Regions from separate parts of the Homo sapiens genome. Here regions 1 and 2 are each linked to region 3. The links are chromatin loops, found by intact Hi-C in ENCODE. Cell type or tissue: PC-3. All regions are shown on one strand. Each heading gives the region's core, and the rest is flanking DNA. Links, peaks and the distances in the headings are about the cores only.

Evidence for each region. Hi-C counts contacts between places; a loop is a spot of excess contacts. Peaks named below come from ENCODE experiments on the same cell type or tissue, not always from the same donor. Only the 100,000 strongest peaks of a DNase experiment are listed, where the experiment ranks them.
Region 1: it touches region 3 in a loop (6-fold over the local background); 3 of 110 quality-filtered maps call a loop at or near these places.
Region 2: it touches region 3 in a loop (10-fold over the local background); 2 of 110 quality-filtered maps call a loop at or near these places.

The regions. Positions count from the first base shown.
Region 1 is chr4:145,059,477-145,064,476 of GRCh38, forward strand. All of the region lies in intron 4 of ANAPC10 (anaphase promoting complex subunit 10), which reads right to left. Among named protein-coding and RNA genes, the nearest start is that of ANAPC10, 36 kb to the right of the region's middle. In PC-3, for the core only: a CTCF peak has its summit at 2,057 (motif pointing left); no DNase peak of the experiment used is centred there.
Region 2 is chr4:144,705,309-144,714,324 of GRCh38, forward strand. HHIP (hedgehog interacting protein) reads left to right here. Exons shown (of 13, transcript NM_022475.3): 5 at 1,223-1,374; 6 at 1,779-1,952; 7 at 2,860-3,003; 8 at 6,642-6,763; 9 at 8,917-9,016. All of the region lies in intron 1 of LOC124900791 (a long non-coding RNA gene), which reads right to left. Among named protein-coding and RNA genes, the nearest start is that of HHIP, 64 kb to the left of the region's middle. In PC-3, for the core only: no CTCF peak of the experiment used is centred there; DNase peaks (open chromatin) are centred at 4,023 and 5,053; H3K27ac peaks cover 2,029 bases.
Region 3 is chr4:144,577,282-144,586,297 of GRCh38, forward strand. No RefSeq gene overlaps it. Among named protein-coding and RNA genes, the nearest start is that of HHIP-AS1, 64 kb to the right of the region's middle. In PC-3, for the core only: no CTCF peak of the experiment used is centred there; DNase peaks (open chromatin) are centred at 2,330, 5,010, 5,320, 5,870 and 2 weaker places; H3K4me3 peaks cover 1,664 bases; H3K27ac peaks cover 4,824 bases.

The sequences.
Region 1 (5,000 bases), core at 1-5,000, 480 kb after region 3:
AAATTCACTTAAGCACTCGATCTTGTGCTCTTGTGCTCTATCAATATTTTATCCTTTCATGGCCACAAATTTTAGAAGCAATAAACCAAAGGACAACTTTCACATATGCTGAAAGTGTCTACTTAACCTTAACAAGTTGTTTCTCATATAACAATATAGAAATAATTTGAGAACTGTCACAGTGTGTCTAAAAAACACTTTAGTTTCATATTTAAGTACAAAATATTCTACAATAATTTTTAAAAACAACAATAACTAGTTAGCAAACTGAAAAGGACTTTAAGTATCCTTGAATTTCAGCTAGAGATATTTTCTAAAATGCTATAATGATCACATCTAAAATATAATGTTCTTTGGTCCATTGCTCTAAATGATAAAAAAAAAATCTCACACATTATTTTTCCTTCTGAGAGCAAAAGAAAAGAACAACATTAAATCAAAACATAATGCTAAAACGCAAGGGATTTAAGAATTTAAAAACTACCATCTTGATTTGAAAATTTCTCTTGAATAACATGAATTCATGCACAAAAGTAACCCAACTGAGATGAAGCATTCTGCAAAGAAAGACAGTGTAGACTCAGAAATGCTAAATTATCACTTCTATATAGAAATAGTCTCTTGTGTAGAAGCAATAAATTGCAAACATCTTATAAAGTGTTCTTAAATTGTTGGTTTTCAATTTATGTGGAATAGGATATTTTGAATACAAGAAAGTAGAACGAGAAGCATAAATAATTTCAATTTTGTCATTAAAAATATTCTGTTTGGCCAAATCCAGTTTTAGTATCTTGTGACTATTCAGCAGAAAGTTCAATTTAAGTCCTCAGGTATAGTGGTTAAAATACACATTCTAGGGTATTAAAGGAAGGGTCTGATGCCTTTGTAGAGAGTTATCAATAGAAGTAACAAAGATCTAGATACAATACATGCTTCATAACTAAAATGAAGGAAAATAAATAGGATAGAAAAAGAATAATTTATTGCTAAATAAGGCAGCTATATGCTTTTCTCAACTTAGACTATTTTTTAAGTTACTACTTCAAATCAACAATTACAAAAAATAAGCATCTCAAGTAAACAAATTCATAATTTCTAGTGAAAAAAAAAGGAAAATCTATTAAAACATTTCAATACACACTACACTACACCCTCCAGTGGGCAAACATCCACGGAAAAATAAAAAAGATTTAGGTGGATTTTCCACTCAGTTAAATCAGTACTATAACTAATGAAATGATGACTCTGAAAACCTCATAAAAATTCACACTATTTTAATAACTTGTTTTAGTATATGAGTCAGAAGCAGCAAAGTTTTTTTTATATATTTAGATATTGTGGTAGAATAACAGAAAAAATAAAATCATGATCTGCTTCATCTTTCCTTAAAAAGCAAAGTGCTATCAGGCTCCTATTTAACTTAGAAAGAAAAAAAGGTAAACAGTATAAATCTCATACAAAGATGTATAATTAAAAGATAAAAGTATTCATATCACGAGCTGCAAAAGCTAGGCACTAACAATTTAAAGCAACATCCAAAAATTGTAGTTCCTGAGTGAGAACTATGGCAGAAAAGTAGTATGTTCATTAAGTTTTCCAGGAAAACAACTCACATTATCACCTGATAATATTTTGTATTACTGGTCTCATGAGGCTATGTGGTCACTAAATAGAAATATAAACACACTTAGAAAAAATTAAGAGACTACCTATAAGAGCTCTTTTTCTATATGGCTAATGTTTCAGCACTTAGATGACATAATAGAAGCAAAGACTAGATTAAAAGTATTTTACAAGGTCCAAATATCGCTTAAAGTTTCTCCTGTTAACTTCTCAAAATCCTTATTTAATGTCAGTAAAATTTACAATAGAATACAAAACATCTTTAATACAGATACCTAGAAATTTCATATGAATATGTACACTTCCCAAAAATGCATCAAAGAGTTCTTGAATATATATTCTCCAGGAAAAACAAGTACAACTAAGATTACATGAGGTCTTGAACTTAGTACAAATAGGCTACGAAACTAGAAAATAAAGGACAACAGTGACATCTAGAGGAGGTTTCAAATATATACCACGTATATCAAATCAAAACATTTTATTGCTAGTGTTTCACTTATCACAACTGCCTGAGGAGCTATATGATAAATCTTTAGTTATAAATCAAAACAAGCCAACTCTACTTATAAAAGGCTTACCAATATGAGTGATCCAATCATTTGGTAATGTGAAATTTTTAATAAAATACAATTTAATACGTCAAGTCATCAGAGAACTAAACACTGATTAAATGTATCAGATATGTGACTAAAAGAAGGGCTGTCAATTGGTCCAAAAATAAGAGGCCAGGCGCGGTGGCTCAAACCTGTAATCTCAGCACTTTGGGAGGCCGAGGTGGATAGATCACTTGAGGTCAGGAGTTTGAGATCAGCCTGGCCAACATGGCAAAACCCCATCTCTACTAAAAATACAAAGGAGGCTGAGGCAGGAGAATCACTTGAACCTGGGAGGCAGAGGCTGCAGTGAGCTGAGATCAGGCCATTGCACTCCAGCCTGGGTGACAGAGCAAGACTCTGTCAAAAAAAGAAAAAAAAAAAAGATTATGATAAAAAAATTTAAAATATTCTGAATTTAAGAAGCACTGGGTGAATAGAAAAACTTAAGAAGACTAAGAGCTGATTTATTTATTAATCTATTCAAGCACAGGAAGTACACATCAACCAGCATGGCCTGTCAGACAAAAGAAGAAATGTTTTTAAATTAAAAGAAAACTAATTTACAACAATTTTTCAATTTTTCAGAAGCTGAAATTAGTTTTCAAGAAGGGTTTCTTAAAAGTAAGGGCTGGGCATGGTGGCTCACGCCTGTAATCCTAGCACTTTGGGAGGCCGAGAGAGGCAGATCACTTGAGGCCGGAGTTCGAGACCAACCTGGCCAAAACAGCGAAACTCCATCTCTACTAAAAATAGAAAAAATTAGCTGGGCATGGTGGCGCATTCCTGTAATCCCAGCTACTCAAGAGGCTGAGGTTTAAGAATTGTTTGAACCTGGGAGGTGGAGGTTGCAGTGAGCCAAGATCATACCACTGCACTCCAGTGTGGGTGACAGAGTAAGACTCCGTCTCCAAAGAAAAGAAAAAAAAAAAGTAAATTAAGATAATTGTCTATAACAAGACCAAGAAGTTATCTCAAAGTAACAAACAACCTGAGTTCAGATGTCAGCAAGATGGCACTCCCATGTTCACTGCAGCATTATTCACAATAGCTAAGATATAGAATCAACCTAAGTATTCATCAATGAATGGGTAAATAAACTGTGGGGTATATATACCCAATGGAATATTATACAGCCCTAAAGAGAAGGAAATCCTGTCATTTGCAGCAGCGTGGATGGAACTGGAGAACACTATTGTTAAATGAAACAAGCCAGGCACAGAAAGACAAATACCACATGATCTTATTTACATATGGAATATTAAAAAGTTGAACTCAGAAGCAGAAGGAGAATGATAGTTTCTAGGGGCTATAATGGAAGGAGGGATTGGGGAGATGTTGGTCAAAGGGTACAAAATTTCAGTTAGATAGGAAGAATAAAATCAAGAGATCCAGTATATAACAGTGACTACATTAATAAACAATGTGTTATATTCTTGAAGATTGCTAAGAGAGTGGATTTTGAGAGTTCTCACCACAAAAAAGTGGTATGTGAAGTAATGCATATGTTAACTAGCTTTATTCAGTCATTCTACAAAGTATATATATTTCAAAACATCATACTGTACATGATACATACAATATTTAATAATTTTTTTAAAAACAATGAATATCTCAAAAGACAAAACAACAACAAAAATACCTTGGACAATATCCTCACCTGTTCTTATTTGTCAATACATATGCAAGTTTTACGAGAACAACACTTACTTAATAAGAAAACAATGAAAGTACATGTGATTTCTATTAAGTATTTTATTACTAACTCAGATTAAACATAAATTTAGAGACACGGTCTTAATATAAACACTAAGTCAAATAAGAGCCAAGACCACAAATTAACTGGAGGCCTTTCAAAGATCACAAGTGCTTCCCAAATCTCTCAGAACCACCAGATTTTAATGATTATTTGGGCTTAATGATTTTCTGACCAAAAAATGTCAACAGCCACAGCTTCACAATTATGTAGTTCAAAGTCATTGAAAATACCTCTGAAATACTTCAGGACTAAAGCACTGTCCTAATAACTTCATGCAGGATAAATATATTGTGGTATATTCAAACAGTGAAATACAACTCAGAAGTAAAAAAGAATGAAGCAGTGACACATTCAACTACGTGGACAAATCTCAAAAACCCTAGGCTGAGTGAAAGAAGCCATACATAAAAGTTATATCCTGTATGACTCTGTTCATATGACATTGTAAAACAGGCAATATGGATCTATGATAAAAAATCAATCAATCAATAAAATCAGTATAATAGTTATTTCTGAGGGTAGGATAGAGATGAAGACTGAACTGCGAACAGATATGATGGAATTCTCTGGAGTGGTGGAAATGTTCTATATTTTAACAGGAGTTGGGATTACATAAATGTATGTGTTTGTCAAAACTCACCAAGTAATATACTTAAGATTATGCAAAATTGTGCATAAATTTTATCTTAAAAAATGAAAATTAAGCAAATGTTGATAACTCTACCAATATATCACACTGGTATTTGGGGTGAAATGGACAAATATGCACAAGTTATTTTTAAATGCACAAAAAAATTAGATGGACAGATTGTAATAAAGCAAATATAGCAAAATATTAACAACTGAAGAATCTAGGAAGTGAGTATACTGGCATTCACTGTACAATTCTTTGAGTTTTTCTGTATGTCTGAAAATTTCAATAATAAAATATTGTGGAAAAAATAAAGAGAACAATCAGAATTCAGAAGAAAAAAATTTTACACTCAAACATGTTTTCTCCAATATTTTTCTCTTATATATTA
Region 2 (9,016 bases), core at 2,036-7,035, 130 kb after region 3:
GGACAAAAACATGAGAGTGCTTCCATGACTGAACATGACCTTGTGAAGAGGTTGCAGTATTAGAGATTTTTTTTTCTCTGCTAACACTTGAGAAGGAATAACTTCTCATAGCTTTTTGCCATACGCTATGTCGTGATGTTTAATGGAATAAATAAGGTGATGTGCCATCAGCAGTTGCAGCGTTCAATTTCTATGCCATGTTTTTCTCCGAGAAAGTGCTTCCTGGCTTTACTAGTATGTGAACTTTAAGGCTCTGATCTAGATAATTTTAGATACTTTGATTTCATTATAGAAATTCCTAGACTATTTGTGGGATAAAACAAAGGCTAAGACCATATTGAATTTCAACAAGTTGAATTAGCAGAAAATGAAGATAAAATGCCTTTCTATTTAAGAACATGAAGATGTTTTAATTGTTATAGCATTTGGCATGCCTAATGTATACAATCCTTGACATTCATATAATAACACAAGAAAGTTGTTTGGGATTTTGCTTTAATTTCCTAGTGTCCCCTTTCCCCTCTAGCATTTCTCCCACTCCTTCCCCAGCCGTGGCCTTTAGGCATCCTCTGGCTGCTTCATCCTTCTGTAAAGAAAAACCCTATGCAGCGAAGGGATTCATGTAAAACTGCCTCATTTCTAGATAGATAGGCAAGGCTGCCTATTACCTAGCTATGATGAACAGACCACCATCGTTGTGACAACTGATGTAGATGCCTCCAGGGTAAAGCAAAGGTTTACATATTACACAAGCAATTTAACTGTTTTCTAAACATATTGCCAAGACAGTGGGAGTTGGCAGCCCACACTGTGTTTTAGGTTTTGGAGACTTGGATTAGAAGTGACTGTTGATTATGAACCTTTTTATTTGTCTTCTATGAACTACAAGCAACCTAGTAACCCGGGAAAGAATTCTTCACAGCACTTAAACTTGTCCTCCTAGCGGCCCAAGATTACATACACAAATCACTTGACAAAAGTGGTGTAAGACTCTTGTACATAGATAACCACACAAGACAATTGTCTTGTTCTAACCCTTAAAGAGTTCCACAAAGTGAAATGTTTTATAATCCTTTTTTGTGCAGTAGGCAAGGAAGAAAAGAAAGGAGGTTGGGCAAAGATTATCCAAAAGAAAGAAAGAGACTCTTTTGGGGTTCCAGTTGAAACACAATAAAGAACATAATTAACTTTACAATTCTTTGTGTTTTTCATTTGACTGCAGGGAGGAGATGAAAGAGGACTGCTAAGCCTCGCATTCCATCCCAATTACAAGAAAAATGGAAAGTTGTATGTGTCCTATACCACCAACCAAGAACGGTGGGCTATCGGGCCTCATGACCACATTCTTAGGGTTGTGGAATACACAGTATCCAGGTATCACTAAAAGGCATCGAAGCATAGAAATTTCTCATCTTATTTTCTCATCATCTTTTCATAAGTTTTTTTATTTAGAAGTTGCAAATAAGTAACCATAAGGTGGCAATAATTAAATCATTACCTCCATCTTGCTGAAAACTCCATATGTGTCTTTAAGAGAAATGGAGAACAACAATGGTTTTGACATTTTTCCTCAATTATCTCTCAACTTAAAGGCTACCTCTGAAACTTGGAAAATAATGTGATTTTCCAGCAATTTCTGTTAGCTCCATTTCAAATATATGTTTCCTTATTTACTATGTGCCAGGAGTTTGTTTTTTCATTTATATACTATTCACTTTCTGATGGACTCATCTTAAATCTTTTAACAGTCATGGTATTGTTTTCTTCCCACAATGTAGAAAAAATCCACACCAAGTTGATTTGAGAACAGCCAGAGTCTTTCTTGAAGTTGCAGAACTCCACAGAAAGCATCTGGGAGGACAACTGCTCTTTGGCCCTGACGGCTTTTTGTACATCATTCTTGGTGATGGGATGATTACACTGGATGATATGGAAGAAATGGATGGGTTAAGGTAAAAGGCTGATCACAGATGGGTTCCTCTCAAGGTTAAAATAGTTTAAGTGCCAGAAGAAAAGGTGGGCACCAGTGAATTAAGAACCATCTTTGAATGGTCACCTTGGTTAAATACTTAACTTTTGTCATCAGTGTCTGCATTTATGAAATGAAGAGGAATTCACTAATATGCTACGTGATCTTTTGTTTGTCATGAAAAGAGTTACTGTTGTGTAGTTCTCTGTTCCAGGGCTGCCTCTGCTCCACAAAGCACTGAGAAGCAGTGGCCCTGTACAACCATACTGCCTCTCAACACTGTGTAATAGGCTAACACCGCCCAGCGAACCTTCCTGGGAGATATAGAATACATAGGTTTAGGCTGACAAAAATTAAGAGAACAGAGGCAAAAAAAAAAAAGCAGTGTACTACTGATGCCACAGTCCTCAGCCACCATCACACAGTGTCTTGGTTCAGTTGCTTGTCTGGAACGGCCCAGTTTCATTTTCCACAATAAGGAATTTATTTTATTTAATTATTCCTTTATTTATTCAGACAAGGTCTCACTCTATTGCTCAGGCCAGCATGTAGCAGCACCATTATGGCTCACTGTGGCTTCAAACCCCTGGGCTCAAGAGATCCGCCTGGCCGCATGCCACCACATCTGGCTCATTTTAAAATTTTTTGTAGAGATGGAGTCTCGCTATGTTGCCAGGCTGGCCTTGAACTCTTGGCATTAAACAATCCTCTCACCTTGGCTTCCCAAAGTGCTGGGATTACAGACGTGAGCCACTGCATCCAGCCACTTTAATATTTTATTTCAACTAAGGGGATGATTTTTTCATCAATAGAGCAACCTCACCATATTTAATATAGGTGAAATATATAATGAAAATGTAAAACACATACTCTGTCCCCCAATTTCTCAGTGATTTCACAGGCTCAGTGCTACGGCTGGATGTGGACACAGACATGTGCAACGTGCCTTATTCCATACCAAGGAGCAACCCACACTTCAACAGCACCAACCAGCCCCCCGAAGTGTTTGCTCATGGGCTCCACGATCCAGGCAGGTGAGAACACAAGTCTGTCTTCTCACTGGCTTTTAAGCCAGGCGGGGATCCGAGAACTGGGAAAATATAGCATAGAGCATATACCATCACAGAGCAGCCAAAGGTAGTATCTAAGGCCATGCCTCTAAAGTCACAACAGGTCATTACTCAAGTGAGTATTTAGCACACTGTCTTCTATTACTGTGAGAAGCAGATTGAGAAGGCAGATTAGACAACGAAAAGGACAAATTCATGGAGAAAATTTCACCTTAAAATGTGGAGAGGTTATTATCAGATAAACACTATTGGACTAGTATAATGACCAAGACTTTAATCTGAACAGTTTAGAGAGATCAACTTTTTGATTTGTCTCCTTAAATCCCACTAAGTCTTAAGTTCTTTATATATTACATGGCGGTGATAATAACTGCCTTGCTATGATTAAATAAAAATCTGTAAGTAAAGTACCAAATAGTGTGTCTGACTCCTGGTAGGTTTTAAATGAATTGCAATTCTTGTTATCATAGCTTCACTTAAATATGATGCTGCAGTGTTAATTTGCAAGGAGTTGAGCTAAATATTAACTTTTATTTCACTTTGAAAACATTGCAAATACTAAAGGACTCCATATTAACTGTTGGTACTACCATGAACCAAAACAAAGGAAAACTAAAAAGTATGTAGGGTGGGAAATTTGGGGTACATTTTGTAAAAATGCTATGAAGTATAATACAGCAATTTCAGTAACGAAAGCTTCATCCAGTCTATGGTCTATTATTCATACTCAGGGATATCTGGCCACATCCATTTATTCACTAAGTAGGTTATTATTACCATTTAATGTTTATTGAGTGTTCACTATGTGCAAGGTGAATATTTCTCAAACTTTTTATTTTTATAATCCCTCATGCCCTTCATCTCTCCTCCATCAAACCCAAGTCTACAGTTCATTTCCTTTTTGGCATCTCAGCAGATCTTAAAATCTGTGAGACAGGGAATACTTAAGGTGGGTTCAGGATGTGGAGGAAACTGTCACATTCCATTCCTAGAGCTCAGAACTCACAGATACCACCACAAAGCAACACTTTGAAGTCAGGCAGCCTGAGTCACCACAATCCCGCTGGAGCTTTCTCACAACCTTCCTGGGGGTCCTGAACCTCAATGCAAAAACATGGGATGAGGTGCTTTACAGACCAGATGTGTGGCAAGATGCCTGTGCTGCGGAGCCTCCCCACCTCTGGTGGCAGAGGGCTGAAGGAAAAGTTGGTGTTTATATTCCACCTCCCTCCAAAAGTATTCTAAGCAGAAGACGATTTAATAAAGCAGAAAGAAAACTAAATTAATTATTGGCTAAAAATAAAGGGAACTTTTATTAAGCACTTGCTGTGGGGTGCTGAACTAAGTATCTTGTGTACTTTATCTCCTCTCTGCTTCTCAGCAAGGCTCACCATCAGCCCCACTTCTCCCACTCCCCTTTTATTAATAGACTAGTTAAAGGACAGTGATAGATGCACAGCAAAATTGAGAAAAAGGTATAGACATTTTTATATTACCCGTACCTCCACACATGCATAGTCTCTCGCATTATGATCATCCCCCATAGAGAAACATTTGTTATAGTTGATGAACTGACATTGACACGTCATAATCACCCAGAGCCCATGGTTTACATTAGGGTTCACTCTTGGTGTTGTGAATTCTGTAGGTTTAGACAAATGGATAATGACATGTATCCACCATTATAGTATCACCCAGAGAGTTTCACTGGCAGGGCCCTTTTTCACATGAGAAACTGAAGGTTACAAGGGTCAAGCAGTTCTTAGTGGACCTGGTATTCAGCCAGAGCCATAGCTCCAAGCCCCCAGCAACTCTACCTGGCCTGCTTTCCAGATTTGCTGTTTCTTGTTGGAAACAAGTCAAACCTCTTTTTCTCATAGTTTCTCTATCTTCAAAGAAAGGTAATAGAGGAAAATGTTCTCTCCACTATGGATTTAGTTCCACCTTAAGTCACAGCATGACTGTATCATGATCCCTGCCAGGCATTGTCTTCTGTGAATCATTGAACTAGAGAGGACAATAAAGGGACTGTTGCCACAGAACAACTAACCCATCTTTGGCAGGTCACGCTTATGGTTTCCCTATCATGAATGAGATCATTGGGAGCCAAGAGTTTATGTTTTGTTTTTTGTTTGTTCTTTTATAATTTCTACATGACTCTTACGTCTCTTAAGAACCAGCACCAACTCTCAATTTTTTATTTTATTTTTTAAATTTCTTTATTAGCTCCAATGGTTTCATTTTGTTTTTAAGTAATTAATATATTTTGTTGGCCTAGAACAGTGATTCTCAATGGGATAATTTTACCCCCAGGGGACATTTGGCTATGTCTGGGAACATTTTTGGTTTTCACAATTAGAGTGTGATGGGGGTGAGGGAGTGATGCTACTGGCATTTTGCCTGTAGAGGCCAGAGATGCTGCTAAACACCCTACAGTTGGCAGCACAGCCTCCCCAGACAAAAAATTACCTGGCCCAAAATGTCAGCAGTGCCAAGATAGAGAAACCTAAAAACAATGCAAGCCTGTTTTCCACACTTTTGATAACTTCCAAAATTGTATTATATAACTTCATTCTTCCCCCAACCCAAGCTCCTCATACCCAGTCCCTCAGTGATTGAAACATTCCACAAACCTTGAACCCCTCTTATATTCCTGGCTTTGAACCAGATAACAGGAAGATAGTGATGAAGTTGCAAGTCCTCCCCTTATGGAGCTTCCTGTCAGTGGCTTAAGTCACAGAGATACTCTGGCCCCCAGATTAGGGATGGAAAACATGAAAACAGAGTCAACGTAAAAGACCTCGATATTTGTAGGGACCAGCTTTACTATATTCCTGGAATTAAAGCACATGTTTTCCTGTGTTAGAGCAGCCTAAGTTTTAGAATGCAGCAATTTCATGTAAGAAACCCAAAATTAATGTTATAACTAGTACTGTTTTGTGTGGCACAGAGATGAGTTGATGGTAACACTGTTGTTTTTTTTATGTTATTTTACCTTAAGTTCTGGGATACATGTGCTGAACTTGCAGGTTTCTTACATAGGTTTACATGTGCCATGGTAGTTTGCTGCACCTATCAACCCGTCATCTAGGTTTTAAGCCCGTATGCGTTAGGTATTTGTCCTAAGGCTCTTCGTCCCCCTGCACCCCGCCCCCCAACAGGCCCCAGTGTGTGATGTTTCCCTCCCTGTGTCCATGTGTTCTCATTGTTCAACTCCCACTTATGAGTAAGAACAGGCGGTGTTTGGTTTTCTGTTCCTGGATGGTGACACCGATTCTTATTCACAATACTTTACCAGTGTATTATACATGTGATATTCCTTAAGAACAGACTAACAATTGTTTTAAGACAGTGTGCATATTTATAACATAAGAAATTATAAATCATAAGAGAAATTAAGAAATATATTCCAGAGATTAAGCTTCAACCAAGTAAGCAAACACATCGGACTACTTCCTTCAGTGCTTTCTAGAAGATCCAAACTAAATTGCCATAGGATCCTTGCCAGTCCACAAAGGGCTCCTTCCTATGTCAGGAATCTCCAGTCTGAGCTTGGAAAAGATCACGGTAGGAATTAATGTGTATCCCCTCTTGTTATGCAGATGTGCTGTGGATAGACATCCCACTGATATAAACATCAATTTAACGATACTGTGTTCAGACTCCAATGGAAAAAACAGATCATCAGCCAGAATTCTACAGATAATAAAGGGGAAAGATTATGGTATGTAGAGCATAATTTGCTGATTTTGCTTTAGTTCAAGTTTTGTCTTAGTATATTTAGTAATTGAAGAGAAAGGGATTTCTGAAAAATGAGCATTTGGGAAAGCATAAAAACACTGGCCTAACAATCATGCAGGAGTAAATTGCTCACTTTTTAAAGCTCCAGTGACTCTTACAAGCCCTGAGGGTTCCATCTGGTTAATTACCATGGATTGAAAGGTTCTCAGTAGGTCCAAAAAATTTAACCGTCCTTCAAAAGTTAGCAGCTTATATTTTGTTCATCAGAGAATCAAGATGAATAAGTTCTATTCAGTAGGGGAGAGCAGCTTGTCTTAACATCTTATATACAGAGAAAAAACAAGTGTTAAAAGTAAGACATTTCTCAATATCCAACATGCCTGTCTCAGCAGTTAGGAAAATTGTAAGTGATTCAAATAAGAATGTAATTTTTTAAAAAATGTTTATCTTAGAGAAAACAAAGTAATCAACTTGAAAAACAAGTCATGGGAATGGGACATTTAAGCAGTATTTTTAATAACATGATTACTTGAATATTTAGAGAGAACATGTAAAAATATAAAGTTGGATAATAATAAAGTTCAAAACACTTAGTATTTTTTAATATTTTAGTATTTATTCCTTTTGAAGGAAGCAATATATCAACCATTATTATGATTCAGGAAACACAGTAGATTAAGATTATTAAATTGATTGCTTTTTCTATTTACTCATTCAATACAGATATTTATTTAACACCAGGAATGAAGCAGCTGTGTTAGTTCATGTGGTATTCAGTTATTTTACTTTTTTTTCAGGTGTGTGTGTGTGTGTGTGTGTGCACGCGCATCTTTTAAAAGCCAAACCAAAGAGTAATGTGATTTGGAAAAAAAAAAAAAAACTAATGAGTCACTAGCTCGATGGAATTTTGGCTACATTTGTAGATTAAACAAAATTCTACAGTCACATTAATTGAGGTTAAGCTAAAATTGGTTACAATATTAACAGCACTACATTTATTTATTTTAAAACACATCTACAGTGCTTACTACATGCCAGACCCTGTAGTAAGCACTTTATACTCATTTCCTTTACAGAACAACTCTATGTGATAGGCACTATCATTGGCCACATTGTACAAATGAGGAAACTGAGGCACAGAAAGATTAATTGTCACACAACACAAAGTGGCAGAGTCTGGATTTGAATCTGACCAGCCTAACTCCAGAGTTTGTGACCTTAATTATTCAATTATGCTACCTCTCAGTGTGCTCATTATTTAAAATTTCTCTTATCTTTTCTACTTTTTTGTAGTCTCATATACACCATAATCACATGGGAGGGTAAGAGGTCGTTAAAAATTACTATCTTTTCACAAAAGCTTTTGATAAAATCTGTTGATAATGACTTATTTGATCTTAAATACATAAAAGGTAATTTTCAGATTAATTTGCAAGTAGCTTTAGAGCTTTTCCATTACAATTAGCATGCAGATATCCAAGTATGTAATGGCCTGCACAGAAAGATAGAGACACAAGACTATACACATGTAATCAGGAGTTATTGAAATAGACTTTGTTATCCACACAACTCTATAAACAGAACATTAAAATATTTTAAATGAAGATATTACTTGACTAAGTTACAACATTTTCACATATAGAATAAATGCATGTTTAAAGACCTTTTATGTACTATGTTTTTATTTTCATTAAAGTGTAGGCTTTTAAACATTTTACATATTTTGACAGAGCTCTGTCTCAATTTACTCAATATATGCAGAAGCATTTCTACACAAAACTTAGTATGTAAAGCCTTAAATGTTTTTTTTTTAAGTATTTTGGTTCAAAGTAAATAATCATGAGTCCCAAAATATCCAGATTCTAATTTCATTGAAAACTTGGTATGTCTTGCAAATTCAACAACAGCAAGCGTTTGCGGAGCATTCTGATTTCATTAAGCTGTACATGGATGTCCTTTAATGTTGATACTATTTAGCAAAGACTGTTTTCATTAAATAGCTCTAGCAAGAAACCCTTTGGTGTATCATAGAACACATTTCAGAGTTAAATTACTATAGTAATTGTTGTTTGGTGTACATTCCTTTTACTTTATGAAAATATGTTTCATTTGATCTAATGCTATGTTTCTTTCCAGAAAGTGAGCCATCACTTTTAGAATTCAAGCCATTCAGTAATGGTCCTTTGGTTGGTGGATTTGTATACCGGGGCTGCCAGTCAGAAAGATTGTATGGAAG
Region 3 (9,016 bases), core at 1,887-6,886:
AGGAGAGTGCTATGATTTGAATGTTTGTCCCCTCCAAAACTTACCTTGAAACTTAATCCTCAATGTGATGTATTGAGAGGTGGGGCCTTTAAGAGATGGGGCCTTTAAGAGGCAGAGCCCTCATGAATGTATTAATCCATCCATAGATCAACGGCATAATGACTTAATGGGCTATCTGGAGGTGGTACTAGTAGCTGTAAGAAAAGTAAGAGAGGCCTGAGCTGGCACTCTCAGTCCCTCCCCATGTGATGCCCTGTGGCTCCTTGGGACTCTGTGGAGAGTCCTCACCAATAACAAGGCCCTCACCAGCCACCCAGTAACTTGAGAGGCTGAGATGGAAGGAGACCACCTCAGAAAAAAAAAAAGCCCTCACCTCACAAGACTATCCCTCTCAACCTTGCACTTCCCACCCTCCAGAACGGTAGGAATTAAATTTTGTTTCTTTATAAATTATCCAGCTTCAGGTATTCTGCTTTGAGCAACCAAAACTAGATTAAGACAGAAAGACTCGATGAAAATAAATAAATCAGAAACAAATAGGTGTGGGGAAGATATTGTTGATGAAATATGGGGAGAGGTATAAGTCAGTGACCTGAAAAACATGGAGAAAGAAGATAGACAACAGGCTCAGTGGGGAAAGGGGGCAGAAGACGATGTACGGAAGGGGTTGGGGTCAGATTGTGAAGTGCCTTGTGTACAAGTGTGGGGAGTTTGAAATTGATCAATGGAAATCAGGTATAAATATGTTCAGATTTGTTTGGAGAAGCGGACTCCATGGTTGTGGTTTTCAAAAGCCTGTAAGTATAACTTATGGACATTAATATAGGTGGCCTAATTACAGTAACTCTGAGCCCTCCATTACTGCAGAATCTCAGTCCTCTCTGTCTCCGACGTATGTGCATCCTTCAAAGCCTCTCTAGTGTTTTTCTGAGGTTTCAACATTGAACCTGTTGCACTGCAGATTGTCAACTGCAGTTACCAGGAGCACTGGTCATATTCTCCTTCCCAGCTCTTGCTTCTGTATGTCCTTATTCACTGTCCAAGAAGCCACTTCAGGAAACTTCATTATCAATGATGCTAGCTCACCTATCAAGAAAGGGAACTGCTGGTCTGCAGGGCTCTGGAGTGGTGCTGGGTTCCATGCAAGGGACTTAGAAGGGTTGTTGCCTTAATTCTTGTCACCAGGGCTCTAAAACCATTGTTTGTGCCCCAAAATGGACAAAGTGAGACTCATAAAAATGCTTTCTTCAATCTCTGTCTGTTTAATCATGGATGTTCAATTTTTTTTCAAGGGACATGGTAGGATCCAAACATGGTAACTTCATCTCCCTCATCTTCCTCAAAAGTCTATGCACACACAAAATTTGCTCCTTCTGCTCCAGCAACAAAGCCATATTGAGATACAAGCAGAGATAAAGGGAGAAGGAGATTGGCCCTTTACACTGCCAGGCTGGGGTCTCTGACATTTTCACATAATGATTTACCATTTATGTTCAATCCAGTGCCTGACACATCAAAGGACTTGAGTGTTGTTCATTGGATAAATGCACATGCAAACCATGTAAAGAATACACTGGTGACAGAAGAGAATAGTGATTCAGAGGCTAACTATTGTTGTCTTAGGAGCACTAAACTAAGATACCAGCAGATGAGGGTAACTTTGAGAAACATTTCTGAGATGGAATCATCGGATATTTGCAAATGGCTTCTCCTCTTACACTTTTCAAAAAGAATAACGGAGAAAAACATAGGTGCAGGCCAGGCATGGTGGCTCACGCCTGTAATCCGAGCACTTTGGGAGGCTGAGGCGGGCAGATCAGCTGAGGTCAGGAGTTCAAGACCAGCCTGACCAACATGGAGAAACCCCATCTCTACTAAAAATACAAAATTAGCTGGGCATGGAGGCGCATGCCTGTAATCCCAGCTACTCGGGAGGCTGAGGCAGGAGGATCACTTGAACCTGGGAGGCAGAGGTTGCGGTGAGCCAAGATTGCACCATTGCACTCCAGCCTGGGCAACAAGAGTGAGACTCCATCTCAAGAAAAAAAAAAAAAGAAACCAACAAATGTCCAGTACAGGTTTTCTTTTACTAATGCTGACCTTCTATTGTACAACCTTAAGTTCCTTGGTTCTCACTAAATATATGCCAAACACAGAGCTATTATCATTGATACCCTCCATCAGGACAGTTGGAGACTCAGGAGATTCTAGAAATCCTAGAAAATCTTCAGAAAAAGCAAAGGTCCAAGTACCTGAAACAGAGCCAATAAGAAGGATCAAGATTTCCTGTGTGGAGGCATTACTCATGGGAAATTTTAGGGGCTAGGTTATATAGAAGGAAGAGTTCAGGATGCAGGAAGTGAGCATGTATGAGAAGAAATATCAAGAAAAATACTAATAGCTAAGGAGGGATGCTTGGGTAGATGATCTAGCTAGGTTTAAATAATAATGACAATAAAAATAGTAAAAACAAAACAATTACTACCTCTTATTGAATTCAAATATGTGCCAGACAATATATCATCTGCTTTATATATGATACTATATTTATTTCTCATAACTAGGATGTGAGTCAGGCATTCTTATGTGTCTTAGTGATAAGAACAGAGACTGAGAAAGATGAAGAATTTTGTCCAAAGATGATTTCAAAACAAGGCTTTTTGACTTCAAAATATGATCCTCTCTGTGAAATTTTTATCTTCATGCTTCAGATGCCAAGAAAATTTAAATTGCTATTGGTGTAGAAAAACAAAACATCACTAAATGCTACTATCCCTTGTCAACCAATCAACTCAAAGTAATTTACAGGGTATAATCTTATTTGATCCTGATATATATATATATTATATTTTATATATACTTTTATATATATATTTTATATATACTTTTCTTATTTTCCATATGCTCTTCTGTCATAAAATTCTTTAAAAAAAAGAAAAAAGATTACTTGGAATATAATAAGTGCTTTCATTATACTTGTTCCCAATTCAGAAAGATAAGCCTTGCCTGCCTGTTGACCCTGAGTTTTCAAACTCAGTGGCAAAGGAGTTGATACATGAATTTAATTATGAATTATTTCCTTTTTGACAACCAAATCTTATGCAGTTTAAAAAATCCTCTATACTATTCAAATATTCCTTGGAAATATAAGAGGCTACTTAATACAGAAATTTGAAACTAAATGTTAGAGAAATGTACTAGTAGCAGTAATAGTCTTGGCAGTCAATGAGAATGAAAGAATCAAGAGTTTCTCCCTTCAGACATCAGATCTCACTTCAGATGTCAGATCTGTGTCATGACTCTGAATTGAAGAACTTGTAGATTACAATCAACAAGGTAAATGTAAGCAATGTAAACAGACACACATGATTTGATGGACTGCAAGACTGAGATCACAAATTCCTTATTAATTATATGTTGAAACTGATACGGGAGAGAGACAGGGAAACGCTGGGTAGAGAAAGGCGGGGTTCCTGCCGAGGGTTCCACCCTGGGGCTTGTGCCCACAGACCTAGGTGAGGACAGGCACTCCTGTTTCTGTGCCCAAATGTTGCATTTTCCAAGATTACCCTGGCCTACCATGCCCCCCGCATCCCGGACCTATAAAAACACTGATACCATAGCAGGCACACACAAAAGCGGCTGGACGTGGAGAGGAACACAGCCACAGAAGAATACACAGACACCGGCAGTCCATCCACTGCGCAACAACACAGACGCCCAGGGAAATTTGTCGAGGGCAGTCGGAGGAGAGCCCTGCCCCTGAGCAGCCCAACTCCAGCGGAAGACCACCTTCCCACTCCATCCCCCTTTTGGCTCCCCATCCATCTGCTGAGAGCTACTTCCACCACTCAATAAAAAACCTTGCACCCATCCTCCAAGCCCACATGTGATCCGATTTTTCCGGTACACTAAGGCAAGAACCCGGGAAACAGAAACCCCACTGTCCTTGTGATAAGACAGAAGGTCTAATTGAGCTGATTAACACAACCCGCCTGAGGATGGCCAAGCTGAAAGAGCACACTATAATACACGCCCACTGGGGCTTCAGGAGCTATAAACACTCAACCCTAGATGCTGCCGTGTTGTCAGAGCACAAGCTCCCCACGACCTGCCCGTCTGCATGCTCCCCCTAGGGGTTTGAGATGTGGGACCCTGAAGAAATGATTTACACCCCATTGTATGCCCTGTGAAGGGGATAAGGGAACTTTTCCCATTTCAAAACTAACAGTCTACTTCTGGGAGAGTAAAAAGTGAACAGTTTATTAATTTTGGGAAAAGGTACTTCATTGATCCATCTCTTTTTTTTCTCAAGCATAAATCACCTTCAGTTTTCTGAATCACCATTGCCTCCAAATTAAGATTCAAAAGCGGGTGAAGAGGCTGGAAGGTACCTAGAACCCTTGAATGTGGGCCAAAAGCCAGACACAGAGGGGTGTGAACCCAGTACATACTCAACTTCTTTACACCTAGGTGAGCTGAGACTCTGGAAATGTGGCAGAACACTGGAGCATGTGACTTTGGATCAAATAAGTTCTCAGAAATTTATTTGGATTTGCAATCATTACAGAAAGAGGAATTTCTAAGGACTTGGGGACCCACTTGAACAGGGTGAGCCCTTACAGAATTGTGTAAAACTAAATTTTCATCAGTGTTCTCTGGGGGACTCTCAGAAAGACTGCAATCCTCTGGATGCCTGCATTTTCTTCCATGCATTTCAAGACACCTGGAATAGATATTCTTTAAAAAGGAAAAAAAAGGGTCAAGGTTGAAACAAAGCCCTTAAAGCATCTGTGCACCCCTGGAATTCCCAAGGATTCAGAATGATCCTGTTGTGATCTGGAGACTCCATAAGTGTCGTTAAGCTGGGCAATTTGGACCCACTACAAAGAAAACTCAGTGGTCCAGTCCTCAGACTCTCAGACTTTGGGGTGGGCCCACTGATTACCTCCCAATCAAAATGTCCATTCTGTATTCCTGGATGCCATTTTCATGCCTCACCTTAATGTACAATGAAAGGCATTTAGTTATGGCTCCATTCCAAGGAAGAGGCCTTATTAACTTGCTGCCCAAGTCCAAGTTAGAAATGCACATATATATTCCCAAATGGGAATACCTGTGTAACTTTGAATCAAAGAGCAAATTTCACGGTAGCAAAGCCGAGGGCCGACTTTTAGCTTCATCTTCTAGAAAACTATCCAGCCATGTACATCAGCTAGAGTTTTAAAGCCAAACAAATACTGAAGGAAAAACGAAGAATTTTAAAGGAGAATGAAACAACCACAACAGGACAAATAATCCTGAATCACAAATGAGAACACTCCCATTGGCAGAGACACAAAGGTAATATTTTCACTAGAATGAATAGTCCTAGAAAAATTTATTCTCCAATATCAGACACAACCAGGCCTTTTCCTTCCATATGAGACATGAATGTCTCCTTTTTCCACTTCATCGTTTTCAGTTATCCAAACAAAATTTTAGCAGCAGAAAAAATAATGAATTTAGTCTGTTTAGGTCCAGTATTTCCTCGTTAATGTATTAACTCCCTGGCAGTAGTCAAACCATGCACTCTTCCTCCGGAATATTTCTTTCTCTTTTATCACCTTTAGAATTTCAGTGTCACTGAATAACTTCTATTTAATTTTGTCCCAGTGCAAGAAGCAGACACCTTAAGAGCACGTTAATTTCATCGTGACTGAAACTTTGGGAGACCTTGTATACCACAGAGGCAGACTGCTGTTTAAAACTTTCTTTTTTTTAATGTGTGTCAGAGCACTTTAACTTCAACCACTCTGCTAAGAGGCTGTTGTTTTAGTTCAAAGTGTACACAAAGGAGAGGATCACCACGTATGAACTAATATTTGCTTAACTGTCTTCATTTCCTCATTGCCCTGCAATTCAAGTGCTCTGTATTCCTTTTTTCAGCAGTCATAGCATTAAGTGAAGAAAAATTGTGTTGCTCGTAAGCCCAGCATATGCCAAAGAGTCTAGTATTTGCTCTAGTGTTTCTCACAACCATGTGTTAAATGATACTTTACTTTCATAGCTAAGTGAGGCAATGTGGGGTGAGATTAAAGGAGCAAGCCTGCACAATGTGCACATGTACCCTAAAACTTAAAGTATAAAAAAAAAAAAAAAAAAAAGGAGCAAGCGGCAAAGGATAGAGTGTGGCCTGGAAGGTTAGCTCAGGTAAGGTCTCTCCCACCGAGTTGCTACTCCATATTCCAGAAGCTAGAGTGTCCATTTCTCCTCCCTTAGGTAATTATTTTGAAAATTAATGACTGCCACCCTGAGTGGTAAGATTAAAGTAACTTAAATAGAAAACCAATACCAACAAAAGAAAGAGACAGAGATAGAGACAGAGAGGGTGGGAAAGAGAGAAGTGGGGAGAAGAATAAAAGGAGGGAAAGGGAGGGGAGGTGAAAGAAAAGATAGAAAAATTGTCCCTTTCAGAAGAAGATATGGAAATCCACCAAGGGCAGTCATCCCAGCAGCTCACTGCTCTCTGCTGTGGGCAATAGTTGGGTTTGATCCAACATTGTCAATTATTCACTCTCAAAGCTTTCATAAGTCTTGAAGTTGCAACACAGAGCAGCAGTATCAAAGCTTGAAGTGGAATAAAGAGAGGAAGAATAACATCCTAACTCCTTGAATGTTACTACATCTCTGCATTTGAAAAGATTTCAAAGTGCCTTCCTTATTGCTCATTATCATTCCTCCACCTGACTTTCATTTTTCTCTTCCCTTGTCTCTCCTTCCATAGACCCCACCACACAGCATATCTAGTGGATACTGTCTAAATTGTGGAGGGTAGTGGAAGGAAAGAAAGAAGTTCTGCTTCTTCACACCTCTCCACCAGCTCCTTCTTCCATCCTTCTCACCAGACGTCCCAGCCATGTGGGCTTGCAGCCAGTGGCTTCTCCAACACTAGCTCTGATGGTAGCCCCCATAGTTTCAAAATCAAGATTCCCAGTGTCACTTTGCCCTTTTGCCCATTTCAGAAATGATATTTAGGCTTCCTAGAGCTCCTAAAGATCCAAATGCTGTATCTTCTTTATCCACCCCTTCATTGACACTGCAGCTTTGATCCGTCTAATGAACTGCACGGAGAGCAAAGCTGCTGACCCTCTCAGTGCTTGGTAACAGCATTACTTACTGGCCTATCAAAACAATGTCTGTGTATACTTGATCCCCAGAGACTCCCAACCTTCCCTCAGTGTTATTATACAATAAAGCTCTCTTTATAAGATTGGTTTTCAGTTGAGTATTTGAAATCGAGAGGGGTAAGGCAAGTTGTATTTGCCTTCACAGTTTCACACTATTCATCTCTAGAGGGAGCATGTGTCTCTTTTGGACCACTGGGCATTGTAGAGCTGAGCCAGGAAGTACAAAACTGTGTTCTTCCTCTGCCCGTCCATAAACCATGCTCCATGCCCAGAGCCAAGCAAGGGAGCAGAGAGCCCTGCTCTCCACAGCAGCTAAGCCTGTGGTCTCTCCTTCAGGCCAGATTTTGGGAGGCACCGGGCCTCCCCAGGGAACAGAGCCTAGAACTATAGTGAGCTACCTCTGAACATAAGTGTTTTACTGTCCTCCTAAGGCCAACACCTCTCCACCCCCCTCCAAAGTCCTTTTGGATTTCTTCCCTTTGCAGGCCCCACCGAAATGTCTCCCCACTCAGTCAACACAGCAGTTGTCTCTGGCTGGGCTCTAAGAGCAGTAAATAGGTCGATTGTGACAAAAAGGTTTCAGTCGTTGCAATTGCTTCTTGCTGCAGGTGGGAAAGAGGTTCTCATGTGAGGTTCACATCAGGTTCTGTGTATTACTACAGCAGATCTTACCTGTTGATTTGTTTTTTCTTCTTCTTCTTCTTTTCCTCTGGCCCCTGGCCCATTTTTGCAAATGTAAGAGTGTCATTTCTTCAACAAACAAAGGATTTCCTCCACACTCTCATAGGTTTGGTAAAACTCCATGGTTTGAATATTTCTTTTCTCCACTTAGGAGTTCTTTCCAAAAAAGCACTACACTACAAGTGCTATTGGATGGCATGCAATGTCAGGCTATTTTTTTTTCCATTTCATTTTATTTTGAATTCAAACACTAGCAAAACCTGAAGCCCATAAGCCCCGTTCCCTGTCCATGCCTGGGCTTTCACAAGGTTGTATCCTAGTTATGTAGAGACTGCACATCTAAGTTCTTTTCTTGGGTCTGCTCTTTTATTAAGAAAGAAATGGACAAGGAGTCAAAATAATGACATTAGATTTTGCTACTGCCTGGTTAATTCTTTTCTTTGGGGAAAGAATGTTGCAGAAATAGATTGAAAAACAGTTTTTTAAAGTTTTGAAATGATCTACAGATATAATAACCATTTACTGAGTGCTTACTTCAGTCATCGGGTTATGTGTGTACTGCTTTATTAATCAATTCAATAATTAAACTGAAGGTATTAATACTACCCCCATTTTACAGATGTGTAAATAAGCTCAGACTAAGTAAACTGGCTAATGTCTCAGACAAGAAAATATCAAAGCGGAAATGAGAGTATAATCGAAAATCTGTGCTGGTAGCTTCCCTGCAAAAGGGTTACCTTTAATGACAAATTTACATTATCTGAGTTGTCCAAACTTTCCTAAAGTTTTTTGTTTGTTTGTTTTGAGATGCAGTCTTGCTGTCTCACCCAGGCGGGAGTGCAGTGGCATGATCTCAGCTCACTGCAACCTCTGCCTCCCCTCTCAGGTTCAAGAGATTCTCCTGCCTCAAGTTCCAGAGTAGCTGGGATTATAGGTGCCCGCCACCACGCCCAGCTAATTTTTGTATTTTATATTATATTATATTATATTATATTATTTTATTTTATTTTACATTCCAGGATACATGTGCAGAACATGCAGGTTTGTTACATAGATATACATGTACCATAATGGTTTGCTTCACCTATCAACCCATCATCTAGGTTTTAAGCCCCGCATGCATTAGGTATTTGTCCTAATGCTCTCCCTCCCCTTATCCCCCAATC